Regions from separate parts of the Homo sapiens genome. Here region 2 is linked to region 1. The links are chromatin contacts, found by Hi-C or POLR2A ChIA-PET in ENCODE. All regions are on one chromosome and are shown on one strand. Each heading gives the region's core, a stretch centred on a gene start or an enhancer-like site at or near the end of the contact. The rest is flanking DNA. Distances are from core to core; before and after follow the strand shown.

What was found. Hi-C counts contacts between places; a loop is a spot of excess contacts on that map. ChIA-PET counts read pairs that join two places held with the same protein, here RNA polymerase II (POLR2A).
Region 2: a map of dorsolateral prefrontal cortex shows a loop between it and region 1 (2.5-fold over the local background). The contact joins the enhancer-like site here to the promoter of ARPP21 in region 1. A Hi-C loop is called at or near these places in 1 of 168 maps with a recorded cell type or tissue (dorsolateral prefrontal cortex). POLR2A ChIA-PET finds 5 or more read pairs at or near these places in 1 of 52 experiments (activated CD8-positive, alpha-beta T cell).

Annotation. Positions count from the first base shown.
Region 1 is chr3:35,637,946-35,640,778 of GRCh38, forward strand. ARPP21 (cAMP regulated phosphoprotein 21) reads left to right here and starts at 1,580. Exons shown (of 21, transcript NM_001385562.1): 1 at 1,580-2,453.
Region 2 is chr3:35,945,290-35,948,119 of GRCh38, forward strand. No RefSeq gene overlaps it. Among named protein-coding and RNA genes, the nearest start is that of MIR128-2, 200 kb to the left of the region's middle. Within about 2 kb of position 1,347, at least 2 of the 41 ENCODE cell types and tissues checked have a DNase peak (open chromatin) inside an H3K27ac peak, as active enhancers do.

The DNA of each region.
Region 1 (2,833 bases), core at 330-2,829:
TCGGTACAACCTCATTCCATTTTTACAGTAGTTTCTAGAAGTACATGTATCATTTATTTGAGATTTATAATCAATATCTTAGCGTATATGAACACAGCCATAGCTGTAGAAATCACATTTCTATAATAATGCAAAGGCATTTATGTTAATAAATCTGTTTGTAATCTCTGTCATTATGGTTGGGTGTCAATAAGTGAAACTAAAAGGATGTGGAAAATTTCATAACATGTTTTATGCTAGTTATTTGTTTGTTGTCTATTCATGGGGTTACTAATTACAACTGGTAAAAGTTGATTTTCTCCTCTTCAGTTTATTGTGGGATGGGGCGTTCATTTCGCCAGATACACAGTTATTCAGTGTCTACATTTCAGAAGCTGAATTGCTGGATATAGTCAAAATGAGCTTTGGCAATTCCATGTGTGAGTGTACAACTATAATTTTGCTGCACATTAATAACAACCTTGCAAAGAAGCCCAGAATCAAATGCCTTGCTCTCAGCTGGGAGCAGAAAGCTAGAGTGGTATATCTTGGCTGGTGACCTATAATGTTGGAAAAGTAGGCTCTACATTCACTCAGAAGGAGTAGGTGGAATTCCGGAAATTTATTCACTCTCCTTCACTACGCCTTTTCCTTTTTTTTTTTTTTTCCTTCCTTGTAGTGTGTTAGTGAGTGCTCCGAGACAATGAAAAAAAACAATGAATTACAGACAATAAAAATAGTGCATCTCTAGAACAAGCGGTAAAATCAAGGCTTTTATTTCTTCAGGTGTCAACTCTGTTCCTTCCCCAGGTCCTACCCTGCCCAGGTTTCTGTGGCACCTCTGTGATTCCAAATCAGCGATCAGGTGGGCAGCGGTCTGGGCAGTCACCCACAGGGAGTACACTTGGTGCTGCACGTTCGGACTTTCAGTCTTGCTCAAAGCAAAGAATCTCCAAGAGCGCTGAGGCTACGGATTCATTCGGGTGGGGCGAGGTGTTATTATTGTGGGATTGTCTCTGCAGAGTTGGCCTGGAGAGTGAGCGGTGGAGGGAGTGGAACAAGGCTTCGTCAAGAGTCCCCAGGAGTCCAGGGGCGCCCCCGAGACGGGTACGCTGGAGGGCCTGGGCACGGGGGACAAGAGAGAATACATGCCTGCTCGCTGGGAGCAGGGAGGCGGTGTGGCGGGGCAGGGGGCAACGTGCCAGTTTTCTTTCTGATTAATGATGCTCACGCTGCTGCGCGTGGCTCATGCGCTTTGTCTCCAGCCTTAGGGCTGGCGGAGAACGGCCCAGGGAATGAGTGGTACCGCGGGCGCCCGGCGCACCCAGCAGGTGCCATCACTCTGGATGGGCCAGTTCTGGATGCTCCCAGTGGCGCAGAGGCGGCGACACTGGCAGGCGTCCGGCTGCCGCCACCTCCCGGGTGTGGCGGGTCTGGGGCCCGGGGTCTCCGGCCAGAGCAGCTGTGGAGCCACGTGCAACACGCGCGTTGCCCTCAGCCCGGGCGGGGACCGGACGCATCCGGAGCTGCGGGGAGGAGCCGGGCGCCGCCCCCGGCGGCAGTGCCAGCCGCGTGGGAGGGCACGGACCGGCGGAGGGGCAGACGACGGAGGCGGCCAAGCTGGAGGAACGGGACCGAGGGATCGACCGAGGCTGGCTGGCTAGGGGTGGGACTGGCAGAGCTACGGACAGGTGGGAGCAGTCAGACAGCCTGAGAGAGGGAGACCAGAACGCAAAGAGAGCGAGAGCATTAAGTAGGCAGGGAGAGGCACACAGAAAGATAGACAGCAACACTCGCGTGCTCCCTCCCTCCACACGCCCTCCTCTTACCGAGCGAAGCGGCCAGGGGCACAGAGTGGGAGAGGACTGTGGGCACAGAAGACCGGAAGAGGGACGCTGCATTGCTGGTGGGACGGAGGGATTCGGACGGACGGACAGACCAGCGCACAGACTGGCAGCCTGCGAGAGTGGCAGCTTTGAGAGCAGAGCGCAGCAAAGCGAGAATCCCGCGCCGAGCTGCTAGTCGGACCCACAGACGGTCGGACTGACAGACGTGCAGACGGACAGAAGAGCAGACAGGAGGCGGGGGCGCGTTCACTCCCGGCGGCCAGCCGGCCAGAGAAGGCGGCGGTGGCACCTTCTGAGCGCGTCCGGAGCAGAGACCAGCAGCAGCAGGGGCAGCGGGGACACAAGCCGCGACCGAGCCGCCGCCGCAGCCCTGGCTGCCACAGCTGTGTGGGATCCCAGCCGACACTGCAGAAAGCTCCTTTTACTAGCAGTTAAATAAATCGACCAAAAACAAAACAAACAAACAAACCCAACAACAACAACAACAACAAAAGCCAAGCCAAAAGCCAAAACAAACAAATCCAGCCAAATCAATCATTGAGAAACAATAATATTAATAAAATCCAAAACTAAATCAAACCAATCAAGGCACCAAGACGCAGGGGGGATATCCACAGTTCGATCAAGGTAATAATCAAGGTCTTCCGACGTGAACATTGCACGCCTTTTGTGGATTTTTAGAATTCCTTCTTTCTTTCTGCCATATATCTGTCTGTTTCTTTTGAATTTTTTCTTGTCTGTATTTCTTCTTCGTGTTTGTAGAAAGCTGATGTTGTTATACATGTATTGTGTTTTTTATGTTTCGTCAAGGAGGGATGGACGCTCCTTCCCCCAGAAAAGACAGAAATGGAAAGCTGGAAGTTGGCAATGATTTTCATCAGAGAAGTCTACAGTGATTTGTATAGGCTTTATGGTAGAAAGTTTGCAATGCTCTTTTTGAAAGAGACCTATTGAAGAGGTAGAAAGTTATACTCTGTTTGTTGTCCTGGAAGGATTGGGGTCCTAGG
Region 2 (2,830 bases), core at 97-2,596, 310 kb after region 1:
AATGGTGATAGAAAAGTTACTGTAATAAACATTTTAGTGATGTTTAGTGCGCTGAGAGATTGCCTGTGAGAAAATGATATGTAATATTAAGAAAAAACACTTGAATACAATGATCCAGAAAGTAGAAAAAAATGCATGGGGAAAGCCGGGTCAAGAGTTGGTGGTGACAGCTGATTTTTTCCACTGTGGGATTCATAGGTCAGAGAACCCAAACCTGAGGGAATGAAGTCACTCCAAAGAGAAGACTTTGACTCATCACTTCATCACTCATCCCAGGAGGTGAATGTTCAGACTGCTTTGCTCACCTACCTAGGTGTGCCAGAAAGCAGTGTGGCCTTGTCATTCCACCTCTGAGGTCTCTGTCCTGCCAGATAAAAACTACAGGAAAAAATAATTGGAGTTTGATTTTGAAAAGGAGGGTGGGGAGGGAAAAATAACTAACTTTTAAGAAGAACAGCTTCTGTTTTTCCTCGTGGTCACTAAATTGTCTTTGGGCTTAACTGTTTTGGCCAAAGACTTTAATTGAATTTTTTGAAATAGGACTCCAGTAAACTAATGCTTCCTCCTTTGATGGGGCCAGTATTATAGTTTGATTCCACTGTATTAAAGTTTTCATTCTTTAAAGAAGTATCAGCCATTTACATAATAGTGTAAAAATGGGCAGACAGTGAGGTTTTACATGTTATGCATCTTTACCCAAGATTATATTTCAAATAGGCTGCTAACATGTTAAATATGGAACTTTCTTCTAGATGGGCCTCTTATCCCTTCTTGCATGTTTTCTGAGAATTTTCTGAGTTCAATATTCAAGTATCAGTCAAAAGGCTCCAGGACTTAATAGTGAAAGCATGTTCCATTCCACATTTCATATCCAGCAATAACATGCTTCCACTGCCTCGAATTATTTCTCTCTCAGTCAATGTACAAGTAAGATTAATATAATTTAAATATTTGGCGCTATAGATGTTGCATTTGGAAGATGAGAAACAGGAAGCTCCTGCAGGCAAATATCTTTGAGATGAAAAGCCGCAATAGAAAGTTGGGTTGCATCAACTTTCAGATAAAATTCCCTTCTCCCAATGTAATGCAGACTATGAAGGATTTTCTTATTTTCAGAAATAAATAATAAAATTGAGGTGGGAAGAGCATTTCCTTTTCTTGTTATAAGCTTGTTCAGAATTATTATTAAAAGATAAACCGGGATCCTTCATGTGCTTGCTCTTACAGTGTTGAGGAAACTATACTATACATGAAATCTCCTGTGGTTTTGTCAGCCAGATTTGTCTTTATTTACCTTACTCAAGGACAATAAAAGGTATTGGTAACAGCACCCATGTGCAAATTTCACTTGTGGAACTACGTGATGAAGCCAGAAAGGAATCAGGGTTTTAAGAAGCACAATAAATACCACAGACAACATAGAGACCTGACGCCCCCTATTGTTAAAAATGTGTAAATCTAGAAATATATTCAATTAGACGTTGGACATCAAGTACTATCATTTTACTTTTGACTGGTGCCGTTACCTATTCAGAGACCTTCTTGGTCTTATTTTTACTAACATACCAGATGGACTGGTCCATTGCATCCCTTCATTATTATTGTAGCCAAGTGCATATTGTCATGTCAGGCATGAGGAAGGGACTGATGAGGAGGGCTGTGGCATACACAAAGCTACTGTGGAGAGCCCTGCTAATTGCCTTGTGGTCCAATCTCAGCAACAATGTGATTACCTGGCAGCAGTCCAGATGGCATCAGCCTCTACTCTAGGCATGTCAGCCCACAAAGGAGGGCACTGCCACCTGCTCGAGAAAGAGAGGTGAGCCCATTAATTCTGATTTACAAAGATGACACTGATTGAAGAGAGTTGGGCATGTGGTACCCCATAGCCCATTTCTAGAAACAGGCCACTGAGACCTCTTCATTCTTTCCATTCTCTGTCCTCTGGCCTTGCCTGCAATGAAATTACTTGCAGCCTTTAAACTCTGTTTGCTCTCTGGTTTTATTGCTGGCAGAAAGCTGTACAGTTTATCAACATTATCTCATATTGGAAGATTCCAGACAGTGGAATGGTAGTTGTTGGGGCCATTAAGAGATGGCTCCACAGTCTGCCTGATGCAGAATTTATAGAGTCTTACTGTGTAAAGTCCTAGAAAATACAGATTGTCTCATTAGATGAAATGACAGCCTAGCACCTTAGAGATAGAGCAATTCCAAGTACTCGCAGGCCTCAGGTACAACTGGGCTTCCGAGGCTTGTTAAAAATGATGCTGATAAACTTTTAAGATTTTTACAGGATACATCTTTCTGTGCTCATGACTTCAAGGGAAAATAGGCTTTCTTCATTCTAGAAAGCTCCTTCAAATCCTCCTTTGAGGAAATTCATATTCCTGTCTGTCTAGGGAAAGTTGATAACTTTGCTCTTTGTTCTTTCCTGTATTTCCACTGTGTGTGTGTGTGTGTGTGTGTGTGTGTGTGTGTGTGTGTCTTTGGCTGAGTTACTCTGAAGTGAAGGCTGAGACATGGTTTATTGAAGATGGTTCTCCTTGGAGAAGGGCAGCGAGGGAAACAGGAGGGGCTGAGCAAGCCTGTGGTCTCAGGTGGGGTCTAACCTCAGCCAGACACCATGGGGAGCTCTGAAGCATGCATTGCTCCACAGAGTTGATCTCACTCTTAGTAAGGGAATTATCCTTTTGCCCTCTGTCAGTCAGGTATAATCCTCCATGGAGAGGAGGGATGGAAAGGGGTTGCTGTGACCTCTAGGTCAGGAGGATTTAGCTTGGTCTAGGAGAGTGGTTCTCAAGAAGTGACCCATAGACTAGCAGAATCA